2 separate regions of the Homo sapiens genome follow, and region 2 is linked to region 1. The links are chromatin loops, found by intact Hi-C in ENCODE. Cell type or tissue: mammary epithelial cell. All regions are shown on one strand. Each heading gives the region's core, and the rest is flanking DNA. Links, peaks and the distances in the headings are about the cores only. Region 1 overlaps LOC107985905 (a long non-coding RNA gene). Region 2 has its middle 430 kb from the start of LINC01809.

The links. Hi-C counts contacts between places; a loop is a spot of excess contacts. Peaks named below come from ENCODE experiments on the same cell type or tissue, not always from the same donor. Only the 100,000 strongest peaks of a DNase experiment are listed, where the experiment ranks them.
Region 2: a loop joins it to region 1, with 4 times the contacts of the local background. A loop is called at or near these places in 1 of 110 quality-filtered maps.

Annotation. Positions count from the first base shown.
Region 1 is chr2:84,292,641-84,301,384 of GRCh38, reverse strand. The region is part of intron 1 of LOC107985905 (a long non-coding RNA gene); the gene reads left to right. Among named protein-coding and RNA genes, the nearest start is that of SUCLG1, 160 kb to the left of the region's middle. RefSeq lists an enhancer at 3,305-4,504. In mammary epithelial cell, for the core only: no CTCF peak of the experiment used is centred there; a DNase peak (open chromatin) is centred at 4,064; H3K27ac peaks cover 577 bases.
Region 2 is chr2:83,949,485-83,958,228 of GRCh38, reverse strand. No RefSeq gene overlaps it. Among named protein-coding and RNA genes, the nearest start is that of LINC01809, 430 kb to the right of the region's middle. RefSeq lists an enhancer at 4,104-4,648. In mammary epithelial cell, for the core only: no CTCF peak of the experiment used is centred there; a DNase peak (open chromatin) is centred at 5,278; H3K27ac peaks cover 1,742 bases.

The DNA of each region.
Region 1 (8,744 bases), core at 1,918-5,917:
ACACGGTCCTTTCTCTGTGTCATTTGGTATCCTAATCTCTTCTTCTTATAAGGACACCAGTCATACTGTATTAGGTCCCACCTATATGAACTCAACTTACCTTAATTACCTTTTAAAAGATGCTGCCTCCAAATATAGTCTGTACAGTCTGAGGTACTGGGGGTTAGAGTTTCAACACATAAAATTTGGGGGGGATATAATTCTGTCTAATCATTGCTTAAAGTCTAAGCACTAGCTTATTTTACCATCGACTCCTTGCCTACTGGTAGTTGAAGAAGTGATAGCAACGTGCTTGGACTGACCAACAATTAAGTAGCCAGGAATCATTCTGAGAAATACCCTTCCAGGTCTGCAAAAACCATAAAGCAATTTAGGGAGTTGAGGTCCCTATGTCACCTTCCTATCCAAGTACCATGCCTTTTCTGGCTGTTTGCTGGGGCCGTCTGAACATTTTCTGGAGGCTCACTGCAAAAGGCAAGTAGGGGCAGCCTGAGGTGGGAGTTTGGCAATCCGTAGAGGCTGCCGCAAGCTGGGACCACCTCTGCAGACGCTGTTGGATTCCTACTGTGGGAGATGTCCTCTTGCTAAGAGTAACACATTTCCTCTTGAGTAAGTGACAGGGTGGGAATATAGCTTTTGCCAAACTCTCAAATAGAAAAACAAACTCACATAATTTGGAGAGAAGGAATGTGCTTAAAATCTGATAATTAAATCTGGTCCCTTAGCAGCCAGCCCACACATGCAGACAGTGAAGGCAGAGGTCAGTGGAGGCGGTGGGATGGACACACAGATGTGTGTCTTTGGATGTTTACCTTGATTAATGGATACACATACAGCAAAGGAGGAATTTGGTGGAGGCGGTGGGATGGACACACAGATGTGTGTCTTTGGATGTTTACCTTGATTAATGGATACACATACAGCAAAGGAGGAATTTGGTGGAGGCGGTAAGACGGACACACAGATGTGTGTCTTTGGATGTTTACCTTGATTAATGGATACACATACAGCAAAGGAGGAATTTGGTGGAGGCGGTAAGATGGACACACAGATGTGTGTCTTTGGATGTTTACCTTGATTAATGGATACACATACAGCAAAGGAGGAATTTGGTTAATAGAATTATCTAGATTTCTGAAGTGTAATCAGTTAGTATTTATTGAACGTTTGCTGCCTGCGAAGCCCTGTATTACGGGTTGTGAAGAAAGATGCCAATCTGAACTCTTGCTGTTTAAATAATTTGAGATGCTTGAGTCAATGTTTCTGCCTAATTAAGTCTAAGTTAGCTTGCAAGACTGAACCTGATGACTGGCTTCTAGACAGCCTCAGGGTACTAATTCTTATTCCTAGTGATTATTGGTACAGGGCTGGAGCTGGCTGTGGAAAGATGATTGGGCTGCGTGTCAATGGATCCAATCCATTCTTTCATCTATTTATACACAACAAGCATTCATTGAAGATCTCATTGTGGATGCCAGACCTGTGTTATGCACCCTGAGATCTGCAGAGAATACTGAATCAGGGCTGCTGTGTCGGAGAGCTTAACCCCAGTAGGTTCTTTAGAGACTCAACCTAGAAGTTGCTCATTTGAGTAAATTCTTAAAAATAATAGCTCATGTCCTGTTACTTGTATTACTCTAAAAATGGACTTCAACTTACTAGAAGGATTCATATAAGTTAATACCAGTTAGGTTACATGAAATTTTATGTTATGTGTTCACTTGAATCATACATGTTTCATTGCATAACTATATATAATGATCATTCTCATTAATCAAGTCATTACTGTTACATGCCCATCCTTGCTTACATGTATATACAGGCACAATGACATAGAAACTGACCTGTATAAACATGTCTGTAAGAGAAGAGAAACTTCATATGCTGCCATTCCTAAGAGAGAGTCCACAGGGGCAGCTGCTAGCATGAGATTTTGCAGAGGGGGTCCAGTCTAAGATTCATGGTGGGTGGTCAGCTGCAGGTGCCGGCATTCACTGGGAGAACAGGTTTTTGTGCTGAAAGCACAACCAAGGGCTAGCGCAAGGAGGGAGCAGGATGCAGATGAGATGACAAAATAGAAAAAAGTCTAAAATACGTGGGGCATTCAAGAAGGCCAGAATGATTCTAAGTCTACTAGATGGTGCCTCTTGGGAGGCTGCCTGCTGTAAAGAGCTTTCATCTGGAAAGTAGAAGGACTTTGTTCTGAATACAGAATTTCTGACTCTTCTGCATATTAGTTACCTCCCTCTCTCACTTATTGGGTAGCTTAAATAACATATGTAAAGCACTTACTATAACTTAGAAATCTCTCAACAAATGTTGGTTTCTTTCCTTTTCTGGCTTGAAGCTACTTTTGGTGCCTTAAAGGTGTCACCCAGTAACAGGAAAAAGACAGACAGATCATGCAGTGTCCCCAGAAATGTACATCCCAGTTGAATGAAAGTTGAGAAATGTTTCTCTTTTCCACCACTTTCAGAGCTATTTTACTTCCCGGGGAGCATAAGAAATATCTGGGGAGAACTGAATTCCACATCTCTCTGATCTTAAAGTCGACAGAACTAGGCACGTTTTCTTAGAAGGCTGAGGTGCCTGCAGATGGCAAGTGAAGCATATAAATACTGACACATGCAAGAAAATTATATGGTGAAAAGAAACTCTTCAGGCAGAATATTGATCACGACAGCACACAGCTTCCATGGGGTCATGTTTCTTGGCTGTTGTTAGGGCATGGCAAGCACGATCATTGGGTCTGAGTAAGCCGAGGAGAAACATTAAGGGCAGAAAAAAGACGTAGCTAAGTCCTATAAAGCATTAAGTGTGTGCCAGACATTCTTTCTTCTAGCGCTTTTACATATTAATTCATTTAACTCTCAGAAAAGTGCTCTGGTGGGTACTATTACAGCTGGGAGAGAGGCACAGAGAAGTAAAGCAGACTCTCAGAGTCACACAGCTAGTGAACATCTGAGCCATGACCGAAACGCAGGCGGCCTCCAAGCCAGTGCTCAAGAACATGGTGCTATGGTTCCCATTATAATTTGACAAAGAAGTTTGAGACATTTTAAAATTTAATGCCAGAAGGATAAAAGATCTAATTGTGAAAAGCAGAACTAAATTCTTCTGGAAGTGAGTATGAAACTATATCTTTATGTGCTTGGAGCAGGGAAATATTTCTTAAATAAGACCATGAAAGCACTAACTCTAAAGAAGAGACAGATAAGTTCAACTCTATGAAAACTAAGAACTTCTGTTCAACAAAACACACCAACAAGAAAGTGAAAAGACCAACCACGAGTGTGGGAATGGTATTTCCAACAGTTATCACTACAAAAGACCAGTGCCCAGCACACATGTACAACTCCTTCACCAAGTAAGAAAAAGGCAAACAATACAAAAGAAATACTGGCAAAGGAATCTAATACATTCATCACAAAATGAAAATATAAATGGCCAAGAAATATGTGAGGATGTGTTTAACTTCATTAGTCATTGAGGAAATGCAAAATAAAACCACCGAGGAAATGCAAAATAAAACCGCCAAGGAATATGGCTAAAATTAAACACTCTGAAATACGCTGTGTTGGTGAGGATGCAGAAGAATAGAAATGCTCAGTCACACTGGTAGGAACATAAGATGGTGCAAACGCTGCAGAAAACTCAGTTGAAGATTTTCACACTTTATGAAGAACACCCAGGGCATTCTTTGCTGAGTCTATGCCTGGAAAAATATATGTACAAGTGGACACATGGAAAAAACAAACAATGTTCATAGCAGCTTTGTTTATAATTGCCCCAAACTGGATGCAACATAACACGCATACAACAAAATACTATCCAGCAGTGAAAAGGAATGCACTATAGCTACACACAATGACATGCATGGATTTTACAAACATTAATGAACGTGAATGATTAACATAAGAAAGGCATTGCTTCTGCCATTGCCAATACCAGACCCCACCCCCTCCTAACACCACATTCCTTACTACTGGGGAGGGGCAAGGAGCAGCCTCTGATCCTCACCAACCATAAAGTGGGTGAGGTTCAACGATTTCCCTGGGGCTGGGCATGGTGACTCACACCTGTAATCCCAGCATTTTCAGAGCATGAGGTGGAAGGATCTCTTGAGCCTGGAATTCAAGGTTACAGTGAGCTGTGATCATGCCACTGCACTACAGCCTGGGTGACAGAACGAAACTATCTCTAAAAAAATAAATAAATAAAAAAGAATTTCCCTGGACCTTTCATCCAAGGTCGTGGGCCTGGTCTGTTCTCTCTGAATTGCACAAACCAAATGGGTTATGAAGATGCTCTCAAAAGTGGCATGCATATTTAAAAGGAGTCTTCTGGAGAAAGCAAAAAGAGTGCCACAGTGGGCCACTGGGGATAGACTTGGGGACAAGCTTTCATTTGCAGCAGAAAGAATGGCTTGATCATTGTGAGACCATATAACCTAGAAGCTCTTCTGCAGTCTATTGATAAACTCTGAGACAGGGTTCTAACAGGCACAATTTGAGATATTTCCTCTGGCTTGGAATTCAGAAGAAACACACATGGATGGTTCTAACATGGCAGAGAGTGACTGAACTTTTAGAGGAGTCAATGTTCTTGGAGCAGATAGTTTCCCAATTGGTCCAATTTTCCCTGGAGTTGCAGGAGAGGACAGCAAGGATGGTGTGAAGGGCTGGTTTTTCATAGTTAACCCTCAGCATGTCCTATGTTTTCAACCTTACAAGAAGAAAGGCCCTGGCTAGATAGGTCTCAGGAGCTCAGGGTTCTAGACCTGCCTCTGACATTTTATAAACTTTGGAACTCAATTTCTTTCTCTGTATAATGAGAGAGTTAAACAGAATGATTGTTAAGTCAATGTTAATTCTGAACTACACTCCCCTTTCTCTCTACACATTTCAATGAACATAATTCAAGCCAGCATATAGCTTTAACAACTTTCAATTCATTTGGTTGCCACCAATTCCCTGCCTATGGGTGCAATACCGGTATCTTTTATTGGTTGAGAATCCCCTGGACACCGGCTGGGTGCTTGATTTGGGTTGGAGAATCCCTATGTGGTGATACTTGTTCGATGCACTTTGAATCAGTCACCCAAACTCTATCCAGTTGTGTGACCTTAGGGTGCAGTCTGAAGAGGGCTGTCCCACATACTTAGGTCCTGGACCAGCCACATGGAACAGAGAGGTTTTTGTGGGGCTTTCTTCATTTTGACTGTATTTCTAATGTCAAGGGGACGCAGGTCTGCCCTAAAACCAATGTGGCTGAAATGTTATTCATGTATTGTGACTGAATCCCCCCATGCTTAGGGCAGATATTGCTAATCCTTCACAGTATAACACTCTAATTGATCACAGTTGGCACCCAAGATGGGATCAATTTATCATCTTTGAGAAGGAGGAAGGTATACACATTTAACTTAGCGCAACCTAGTTTAGCTCCAAAATGCAAGGCATACGAGGATCCATAGCTTCTCACTTGATTCTGTGAATTCCCAGGACTTGCTTTTTCAGGGCCTCTTCTGCCTTCTACTTTTGTGACGTGTGCTTTTCCTGTTATACTTAGTATTCACCTTAAATGTCAAATTTTCCCTAATAAATACACATCATGGTTTAGGAAAGGTTTTTGCTGTCTCTTGGGATCCCTCTCTCTGAATTCTCCACCCATCTCCTGACCGTCTCTTCTTCAGGAGGAAACAGATTGTTCTTTCCCTTTCCTTCATGGCATAACAGTTTATTGAACATGGCATAACAGCTTATTGAACACTTCCTTTGTTCCAGGTACTAGTTTTAATTCTTTGCAAGTATTATTTCATTTAATCTTTACACAATCAATGAAAGATCCACTTTCATTATCTGCTGAGGTATAGAAGAGTTAAGTAACTTGTCTAATGTCACACAGTTAACAAGCAGCAGAGTTGGGATTCAAACATACGCAGCCGTGTTTCAGAGCCCATGATCTCAGCCCCGAGACTGTACTGTCTCTTATTAAAGCATATCTTCTAGACAAATGCAGGATTCTTCCTAAGAGGAACTTTGGTGAACAAAAACTTTTTCATCTCTTTCTGTAAATATGCATATTTTAAAATTTTGCCTTGGTTAGTCAACATGGGGAATACTTAACATTGAAAATGCTGCTTTATTGATTCTAAGACACTATAGAAGGGAAGGTGTACCATTATTCTATGTATTAAACTATGACAACAGCATAATGGTAGTCTACCATAACTCATAACTTGGTTACATTGTTTCAAAATTTCTTTTTTTTTTTGAGACAGAGTCTCGCTCTGTCACCCATGCTGGAGTGCAGTGGCGCGATCTCGCTCACTGCAAGCTCCGCCTCCCGGGTTCATGCCATTCTCGTGTGTCAGCCTCCCGAGTACCTGGGACTACAGGTGCCTGCCACCACGCCCGGCTAATTTTTCGTATTTTTACTACACAAATTCCAAAAGCCTACGCAATTCCTCCTGCCTTCTATCTCAGTAACAAAATATTACATGCTACATCCACTTGTAGACAGCTTTCTTTCTTAGGTCCTGAAAAGGGCTTGCTTGTTATTTTCTAAGAAAATGTAAAATTTCAGTTATTCCTTCAATGTCAAGCATTTGTTTTACTAATATCACATTGATACCTCACTGCTCTATTTTTCTCCCTTTCTGAAAACACAATAAGCATTTTGTTTTAATGCTGAATCATTGCATATTTTGGAGACCTTTTTTCCTTTTTATTTTAGTAATGTTTAAACATATAAAAGAGTGGAAAGTATAAAATAATAAACTCTGTGAATCCATTATCTAACTTCAACAATTACTGACATTTTTCTGGTTTGAAGACATCTTGCATAACTAAACTCAGTACATGAGTAAAGAAAATGGGAGTATCTCTGTGCATGTTGGGACATGTGGGCAATGACAATTTTGCTGTAACTATTCTCTGGCTAGGAGGGACTGAGGGCCACCATTACTGCAAAGACAACTCCAATTTCAGGGACATTAAAATGTGAAAAAAAATGTGCATCTTACAATTGATGACATGCAGAAGCAGTGAGGCTAGGCTATTTTAATTATGAATTTGTATCTAATGGGTCAGAATTTTCCTTAATGTTTTGCGACTTTTAAAATATTTATTTTACTGTTTGTCCTTTCAGCCCCTCTCTACCACCAAAACACAAAGAGAAAAGACCATTTCCATGTTTCTTCACCTAGACTTTGGACTTGTCAGATAGGTATTTAGCACTCCACTGATTGCTTTGGTGAGGCCTCGGTGGAGATAGTCCGGTGCCTGTTTTTCCCCAGCTAAGAAAAGAACCTTGTCCCTGGGGCACTGGGCCACTCACACGTGTCTGCCAATGTATGCACAGCTCAGATCTAGCTTGCTCTAGGCTTTTGACCTGCATCCGGGACATGTGCTTCTGTAAACAACAGGGATGCTCACTGTTTGCAGATTTAGTATCCGAACCAGGTACTGAATCCCCTTGTACCCTGTCTTGCCCTGATGGTCTTGTCACTTGGACTCAAGGACTTCCCTCTCTTCTTACTTGCCTTTTTTTCTGGGGTCACTATTCTCTCTCCTGTCAAAATATCTTCTTGGATTAGTATTCTGTTGACAGATATCGTAGGTCTGGAAACAGACACCCAAATCTGTGAATTCTCATGTTAAGGAACTTGTTCTAGGCTTGCAATGCTGAGCATTCTGAGCTGAGTGCCAGAGCCTGGAGAGGACAGTTTGGCCAAGGGATGCCCTCTCCCAGCTCTGACCCAATGGTGTTACCATGTATGGGAAGAACAACATTGGCAGGAAGCAGTCTGGGCATTGGCAGAAACCTCATGAGGAGGAGAGTCAGGAGAACTGAGCCATAATGTCAGAGGGAGTTGTGATAGTGGGAAAGACCCTAATGGGATGTCAGGGAACCGAAGTTGAGATCTTAGCCTTGTTGACTGTTAGCTGTTGAAGCCATCGCAATGACACACACATACCCAATGGGCCTTGCCATTTCCATGCATTCTGACCAACCTCCACTAGCCAGACTCTGCTTCCTTTTGTCTGCAGGCTTTTTCTTTCTTTTTTTTTTTTTTTTTTAAAGGGCCATGAAGTCCACTCTGCTCACATCCTGCCCCAGCAGCCTCAACCAAGGACTCTGCAAGACTGGCATGCAAACACCCAAGCTCCCTTATTCCATGGGCAGGATAACTTCAAGGCCTGCATTGTACTCCATTTCCAGAATTTCCTCAGGGAATTAACTTTCAGTTGTCCCCAAGGCAGCAAGACTGATAAATCATTTTACTGGCTACCTTCTCTTCCTTGGTTCACTTTTCCACTCCTCTGACAGTTTTTCTTGCCTGTCTTAAATACACTACTTGTATTTGATTGCTTGTTTCAAGGTCTGGGGACACACAAACTAAGACAACAGGTAAGTGGGTCATTTAATTTCTTAGGCCACAGGTTTTTCACCTAAGTGATAGAAAAGCTGAGGAGATAGAAAAGCTGCTAGAGTTTCATGAGTTCAGGACAGACTTGTGAGTAGGCAAGGCAAGTTTCACTATCCTTAATTTTTCAGATGGGGAACCAGAGGCCCAGAGGGTTTTTCTGGATTGTTCATGGCCCCTCCTGCTGATAACTGGCCAAGTTGGGGTGGAACACAGACCTTTGAACCCTGAAACCAGTCAGCTTCCATCGCAGTGTCTCTTGGTCTCTACTGTTTCTTTCCAAGAGTAGTTCTTACATTTCCCACAATGCAAG
Region 2 (8,744 bases), core at 2,982-6,981, 340 kb after region 1:
GGTTTACAGAGTTCGAGTCTCAGCAAAGATACCATGATCATTTCCCTGACCAAAACAGTTTGAATGAAAATATTTTCTGATTGAAACAACAACAACAATAATAAATAAAGTTGAATCTGGCCGGGCGCGGTGGCTCACGCCTGTAATCCCAGCACTTTGGGAGGCCGAGGCGGGTGGATCATGAGGTCAGGAGATCGAGACCATCCTGGCTAACAAGGTGAAACCCCGTCTCTACTAAAAATACAAAAAATTAGCCGGGCGCGGTGGCGGGCGCCTGTAGTCCCAGCTACTCGGGAGGCTGAGGCAGGAGAATGGCGTGAACCCGGGAAGCGGAGCTTGCAGTGAGCCGAGATTGCGCCACTGCAGTCCGCAGTCCGGCCTGGGCGACAGAGCGAGACTCCGTCTCAAAAAAAAAAAAAAAAAAAAAAAAAAAAATAAAGTTGAATCTGGTGTATTAGTCAGAGTTCTCCAAAGAAGCAGAACAGACAGATTTTATATATATATATATATATATAATATATATATACACATACACACACACACACACACACACACACACACACACACACACACACACAGATTTCTTTTCTTTCTTTCTTTTTTTGAGACGGAGTCTCACTCTGCCATCCAGGCTGGAGTGCAACTGCGAGATCTCAGCTCGCTGCAACCTCCGCTGCCCGGGTTCAAGTGATTCTCCTGTCTCAGCCTCCTGAGTAGCTGGGACTACAGGCACCCACCATCACACCTGGCTAATTTTTGTATTTTTAGTAGAGATGGGGTTTTACTATATTGGTTAGGCTGGTCTTGAACTGACCTCAGGTAATCTGCCTGCCTTGGCCTCCTAAAATGCTAGGATTACAGACGTGAGCCACCGCACCTGCCCTGAGACATTTCTTTTAAAGAATTGGCTCATACAATTGTGGAGGCTTGGTAGGTCCTAAATCTGCAGGGTAGGCTTGGCAGGCAGGACATGCAGGGAAGAGTTGCAGTTTGAGTCCAAAGGCCGTCTGCTGACAAAGGTGTGATCTTGACTGTCTCGAAGCTTGGATGTATATAGACTATGTGGAGGGAGGGTATGCTGTTTGCACTGAGCTCTTAGGAACTTATTTTCTGTGAAGATATAATGATGTTACTGTTCTGCCTTCCCCTGGGGTTTCTGTGCCTTTTCATTTTGAGTTCAGCAGCCACAATGAAATTAAGATGATGGATATGAAATGGAAATTTTCTGGTTCAGATACAATTATACCCTTTTCAGTGGCTTATTTTTTTATTTTAGTAAATATTCATTTAGCAGCCTTGGGTAGTAGACCTAATGATTACAATTTTGCCTTGGACAAAGGAGGAGACAAATACTATAATTATATAAAGTACAAATCAAATCACCTAATTAAATAGAGAAAGAAAATCTGCAATAATTATTGAGGTATAGGCCAGTTAACAATGCACAGTAAAAGGACTCATAATTTTAAGAAATATACCAATGCCTGATTTATCAAGAAGTATGTGTAATAAACAGTACATTTTTCACTTAAAAAAAATACGAGCTTCATCTAAAGTAACCTCAAATGACTCCTCAGGTGTTGGATTGAAGACTTCCTGTATTTCTTCAGAGACTTGGAAAAAAACATTTAAATAAAATTATTTGTTCTTGGTGAAAAGAACATTAATACTTAATTGTGGAAACCTAAATACTTCTTTGTTTATATTCAAACTCCAGGAAGCCTGAGTGATTACTGCCAGCCCATGATATCTGCATTATATGCAAATGCTCAGCTCTCAGACATTTTGTCCATAACATTTTCTTTGGCACCACGGTTGATGTATGATCCACTCTAAATGACCCAGTTATTTCCCATTAGGGCTGACTTTGCCTTCCCAAAAAGACTCTAAGTCTATCAGAAGCAGAAATTTTGCCTTCCCTCTTTCTTTCTTTTCTTTTTTCATTTCTGTGCCAATTACTTAAAGCAATAATTATTCTCTCTCTCTCTGTGTGTGTGTGTGTATGTGTGTGTGTATCCATATAAGTATAATCTGTCCTGTTCTAGATGAGATTAAAGGGCTCATTCCAGATATTTCTGGGTGCATTTTTGAGCTTGCTTTATGGTAGGCATAATACAATGCATCAATGAGCCTGGATTCCTGCTACATCCAATTATTTGTCACAAAATCTTGATAAAAGACATGACACTTATCCAAAAATCTTACTCAAATACAATTCTGTACTGATTGATAGATCAGATTACATTCTAAATTTCCTGTGCCTTTTCATCTTTATCTCAAATCCAAGCAATTTACTTTATTTTATGTATTCTCTATCCCAAAGTCTTCCTGTATATCCACTCTGATTTGGTTTGATCTCATTCTCTTTATCCCACCTCTCTATCCCACCTCTTATTCTTCAATGATGTCATCTCACAGCAATCTACCCCTCTTCACCCATAAACTTACTTAGGTCACTCCCATCCTAAAACCCATTCAGTGCATCAGGTACGTTTCCTTCTCTTCATGTTTTGATAGTTGACAGTCTCCTACTACTTAGTTTCCCACAATCTTTCAATTCCCTTCGCTTTGGTGCATGTCCCATCATTTTTTTAATTACCCACTCAACAGTTTCCAATGACTTCTTAATAACCAAATGAAGTGTTTGTTTTTTAGTCTCTAGCCTCTTTGAATTCTCTGCAACATTATGGGCTGTTTGGAGTATTCTCTATTTGAATTTTATTCTCCTATTTGGTTTTCCTAAAATACAGTAATCTCCTGGAATGTTCCCTACACTCTCTGCCCTCCCTTCTCTGTCACCTTCACCAACTCTTCATTCCATTTTGTAATCCAGTGGAAAGACAATTGGTTTTACAGGACAACTGAACCCCAATCCTTTCTTAACTCATTTCTCCAAATGAAGGTTGCTTAATCTCTGCAGTTATCAGCTTTTACAGCTTTAAGATATAGGTGAACCACATTATTAGATTTTAATTATGCTCTGCAAAGTATTAAGAATTTCTTTCAGATTTCTCAGTCACCAACATGTTTTCCATCTTGATTCCAGCCACAACAACTACACTGTGATCTAGGTTATGTAATGGACACCCACCATAGACTTCCATCACCAGGAAAAGATGAATCTTACAAGTATTTTGGGCAAGTGAGCCCTATGACTGTTAGACTAAAATAGTTGATGAAGACCATTTCCCAAGATCAAGTTTGATAAGGGAAAATATGTTACGAAATGTTTTGAAAGAAATATGTACACTAGCTATTGGGATAGTATTCAATATGGTAGTCTGTGTTCTCAATGTCAAGTGAAGAAGGTGGCACAGGGGTAGGAGGTGGGGGCAGCATCAGACAAGTGAAAGAGCTTTTCCTATTGAAGTCTTAGCATTCATCCTTAAGTTCATCTCTGGTTCTGAAGGCAAAATTCAGGATGTATTTTCTGGAGTTGGTGTAACTTTGCATTCATCCTTCAATTCATCTCTGGCTCTAAAGGCAAAATTCAGAATGTGTCTTCTGAAGTTGGTGTAAGGATTATATAAGATTATATTTTTAAAGCACTTAGCACAGTACCTGGCACACAGGGAACAATTATACATTTATTTGTTTTCAATACTTTCTTTGTGACATTAAGTAAGGTAATGTTAACATGTGTTTTCCCTCTGATGGTGGCCTGGACCCATAATCACCCTAATACATTAACCATCTTATTCTTGTTGACTCATTTTGCAAAATCAACACATGGCAAATGGGTTCAATAAGCAGGAAGTCCACTGGGAGAGGCATCAGAGATTTATCTAGCTATTAGGGCTACTCTCTTATATTTCAAAAAGAGTGAGAAAAAATCACTGCATTATTCTAATTACAGCTCCTTTGGAAAGTTAGAGAGGTCAAAGATTTTTCTCTGAAAGCAGCATATCTGCAGTTTGGGAGCCAGTCCTCAAAGTTTCTATCTGGAAAGCAACAAAGATTATACTTCCCCCACTCTAGAGGGACACTTCCTTCCCTCCGTTGAAATTCTTTGTTTTATATCACATCATGCTGGCTAGGAAGATAATACTTGTGATTGCTCCTGTATTTATTTCCCCTGCAAATTGCTGCTAGGACCTGGTTCTGTGCAGTGAATCACTATTTTGTCACACTACAAATATCAGCAGCACCTAGCTGATTCCACTTAAAATAAAAAGAAGGAAAAAAAAAAGGAACAAAGCCCAAATTTCAAACCAAGCACTAAGTGTCTCTGAAATCCCTGCAGCAAGCATGATGTTCTTTTTACACAGGGAAACAGAGCCACGTCTGCAATGCAGCATTGGCTGCTTTCCTGATTTGCTTAGGTTACTTTTAAAGGAATTTCTGCTCTTGCTGAGTACTTAAGTGTGAATGACACTGAAGTACACAGCCAGAGCAGCTGTGCCCATTAGCACCTTCCTCAGGCACTGGCTCTTCAAGGTGTTGGGCACTAAGCTTAAAACCAGGGCCCTAGTCACAAAAGATGCTACCCATAGTCTATTTCCCTTTGCTAAATCCTATGATTATTAGTGTAAGATATGCCACAATGTTACTTTTTTTTTTTTTTTTTTTTTTTACCATTTTTTACCATTAGTAAGCACTTTCACAGATATTAAGTAGTATATTGCCTGATTCTCACATCTATTCTGTAAAGTAGACGGGACAAGATCATGTTTTGTTTTTTTTTTTTGAGATGGAGTCTCGCTCTGTCGCCCAGGCTGGAGTGCAGTGGCACGATCGTGGCTCACTGCAAGCTCCGCCTCCCGGGTTCACGCCATTCTCCAGCCTCAGCCTCCCAAGTAGCTGGGACTACTACAGGCGCCCGCCACCACGCCCGGCTAATTTTTTGTTTTTTTTTTAGTAGAGATGGGGTTTCACCGTGTTAGCCAGTATGGTCTCAATCTCCTGACCTCGTGATCTGCCTGCCTAAGCCTCCCAAATTGCTGAGATTACAGGCGTGAGCCACTGCACCTGGCCAAGATCATGTTTTTATTTTCAGATGAAAATATACAGTGACTCAGAGAAGTGAAGCAACTTGTCCACAGACACAATGCTCTGAAAAAATAAAGCTGGAACTCAAAATCAAGGATTCTTTTTCTGAAGCTGGAGGTTTTCTCACTAAAGCTCTCATTTCTTCTGCAAGAACCTCTGTGAGCAAACAGGCTTTTGTAAACAGGCTTTTGCCAGATCATGATACAATCGTCAAACCACTGTAGACATTTTTTTCTTTTGTCCTGAGTATGCAGGATTCTCATGCCGCAACGCAGACTTGTCTATGCTGATTTACTCCATCTAACACCCTCTCCTTTGTGCCCTATTTCCTGGAGTGATGAATGAGTCTTTGTTCAGCGCTGTGCTTTTTTTTTTTTTTTTTTTTTTTTTTTTTTGAGACAGAGTTTCACCCTGTCACCCAGGAAGGAGTGAAATGGCACGATCTCAGCTCACTGCAACCTCTGCCTCCTGGGTTCAAATGATTCTCCTGCCTCAGCCTCCTGGTAGCTGGGATTACAGGCGCCTGCCACCACACCCAGCAATTTTTGTATTTTTAGTAGTGACAGGGTTTCACCATGTTGGTCAGGCTGGTCTTGAACTCCTGACCTCAGGTGATCCACCGGCCTCAGCCTCCCAAAATGCTGGGATTACAGGAGTGAGCCACCGCGCCTGGCCGGCGCTGTGCTTCTAGGTTAGTGAGAGGCTGGACACGTGACTGCTAGTGACGTAGTGCATTTCGTCTCCTGGTGTGTGCATTTCTTTTGGAATAGGAATTAACTCCTAGATGCACATGCTTTAACCTAGAGTAGTGGGTATTAGAGGCACCTCAGTAGTGCACACAATCTACTTAAGTATGAGGCTGATGATGCTGGCTCATATAATAAGTTAACATTCCTAGGTGAGCATGCTCCCAGATGCTTCTTGTCTCCCGTTCCTCTCTCCTTTGCTCCTCCTCATCACACCAACTTCTCCCAGAACATTGAAGAATGGTCCACTGGGCACTGGAAACCGATCAATGACTTAGTGCTGATTCAGCCATTTGTTAGTCTTGTGAATGTGGGGAGTTTATTTCACCTGAGGCTTCTATTATTTCAGTGGCAGAATTAGAAGATTCAACTAAATTAGTGATTTTATAAGCTTTTTTTGGACAGAAAACCCCTATTTTTAAATATAATATAATTTAGGTCCTGGATACATAAAACAGATATAATGTTCTGCTGATGGAAAAGAGAGACACAGAGAACCCATTTAGCCTCCCTTTCAGTACCCCAGAGTCCTTTGAGATTGCAGTGTAGGCCCTTGTGAATCTCCAAAATACAGGAAAAGACCTTGCATATCACACAGAAGACTCACAACACCTTGGTCTTTTACAGATGTTAAATGTTCCTAAGTGTCCCCCTTCCTTATCTTATTTACCTCTCCATGACATTGCATAGTTTGGATATCTTTCCGTATGCTACAGAAACTGTCTCTCTCTTTCTCTTTCCCCTTTATAAAAGAGTGACATACTGGGTGGGAGGGAGCTGGCTGTAACACAGTAGATATGGGAATGAAAGATATTTTCAACTGTTTGTTCATTCATTTAGCAAATATTTATTAAGTTCATTTTATTATTAGATGGTTTGGTCAAGGATTAAAGATATTGCAAGACCCTGTTCATACACTCTGGATCTAGGGAAGACATGCGGATCAGGAACTGCGAACCCAGGTAAAAATGACAAGGGTCTGTGTGCTACAGATAACGTGCTGAGACAGTCTGGTGATGAGAGATGAGAGAGACAGCTGTCAGAGAGGCAGAGATAGAGAGGTTCCCCCTCAATCAGAAGTAGCAAAGTCTGTCTGAACCCTAAATGATTAGAAGGCATACAATTTCATGCTGATGACCATTTCTGAATAATAAGTTATGTCTTAAAGGAGGTGAGTAGAAGGGGGCCATGTGTGTTTAGCTTCAATGAGACTGCTTCTCTATTCAAAAATCTTCCCAGCTTATTTGAAATATCTTTCCTTGTCTTTAGTCAGATTCTCATAAAGGCTTTCTCCTATTATTTGGATTGGCCATCTCTATTGATCAAACTTACCAAGTGGCAGCTAATCTCTCACACAGAGACCTCCTTCATTGCATTGCATTCTGAGAAAATTACCCCTTCATGGATCCAGACCCATAAGTAGAAATTTACAGGGCAAGAATCTGATAGTATTTTAATTAATTCAGCTAAGTCTTTCTATTACACTCAGGAGCCGGAGTTTGTAAGTTAATTTAGTTTCCTTTATGACAATGATAAGGCTAGATAAAAATTGTGATACACTAACAAGTTAGTAGCCCACATGCTTAATTACCTGGGGTTCTGGTAGTATGTAGTGCTCTCTGCTTACTGACTGCAGACTCATTAAAGACACTGCTAGATGCAATGCTTATCCCTCGATAGAGAATAAGTTGCTATTTCTAGACGTGAGTGAACATTCACTCATAAGACTGGAATAGTCAGTTCTAGTTTTAGAAGAGACTCTAGACCTGTGCTGTGGCCATGAGATATTCTTAACTTTGAGACATTTTGGAATCTCCTGAGTAAAAGGGAGAAAGAATGCAACAATTTAAATAGTTATTATTTGCAGATTAAATGGCCTGTCCTTGGGACCTCTCCTTTACTTGTACTTGGACAGAGTTTCTCAACCTCAGCACCATTGACACATTGGGCCAGATAATTCGTTGCATTGGGAAGCTGTCTTGTGCATCGTCAGAACTTTTTCATACTGTCCTCTTCATATCAGATGCCAGTAGCACCTTCCCACAATACGTAATGACCAAAAGTATCTCCAGATATTGCCAGATATCCCCTGGAGGACAAAACTGCTCCTGGCTGAGAACTACTGATGTAATGATTAAGTGTGTGACTGTGGGGTTAGACTGTTTAGGTTTAAACCCAGACTTCTCCTGTTAGGGGACCTGACCTTGGGCACAATATTTAAACTCTCAATTTCCATATACGTAAAATCAGATTATTGTATCTACCACATAGCATTGTTGTGAGAGTCAAATGATGCCTGATGTTTAGTAAATGATAAGTATAAGCTATTATTTATATTTTTGGTTTCTTCCAGGTGATCTACATTTTACAAATTAATTTATACAAGGACAAGAATAACTAGCCATATGAAACTGGGCCAGGCAGTTGTCAATCAAGTCTATAGTGGTTCAATGTCCTTCTAGTGCCATAAAGGAACGGCTGTGTCTTGGAGTCATAGATATAGTTGCAAATTCTGTTTTGGTTGCCCGCTAATTTTGCTATAAATAACCTTCTGTTTGTCCCTTGTCATTCTTCTTTAAAGAACAATATCATCTACCACTCAGCCTGTATTAAAAGGATCAAACTAGTACAAGACTGCAAAATAACCAACCGAAAAACTCTTGCCTGACTGCCTGCTTTCCCACCTTCGCACCTTTCTTTCCTCCTCTCGTCCTTCCTTTCTTCCTTCTTTCTTTCCCTCCTTCTTTTTTTCTTTGTGTGTCTATCAAAAACTTCATTTTCATTGGTTCTGTTTCGTAAAGTACAGTAATTCTGAATTACCTGGAGGGCTTGTTAAATCACACATCAGTGGGTCCACCTCCAGACTTTCTAATTCAATAAGTCTGAGGTGGAAACCAAGAATTTGCATTCTTAATAAGTTTCCAGATAATGCTGATGCTGCTGATTTGGGCACTACACTTTGAGAACTAATGTCATAGTATTTACTGCTACACTCCAGAACAGTGGTTT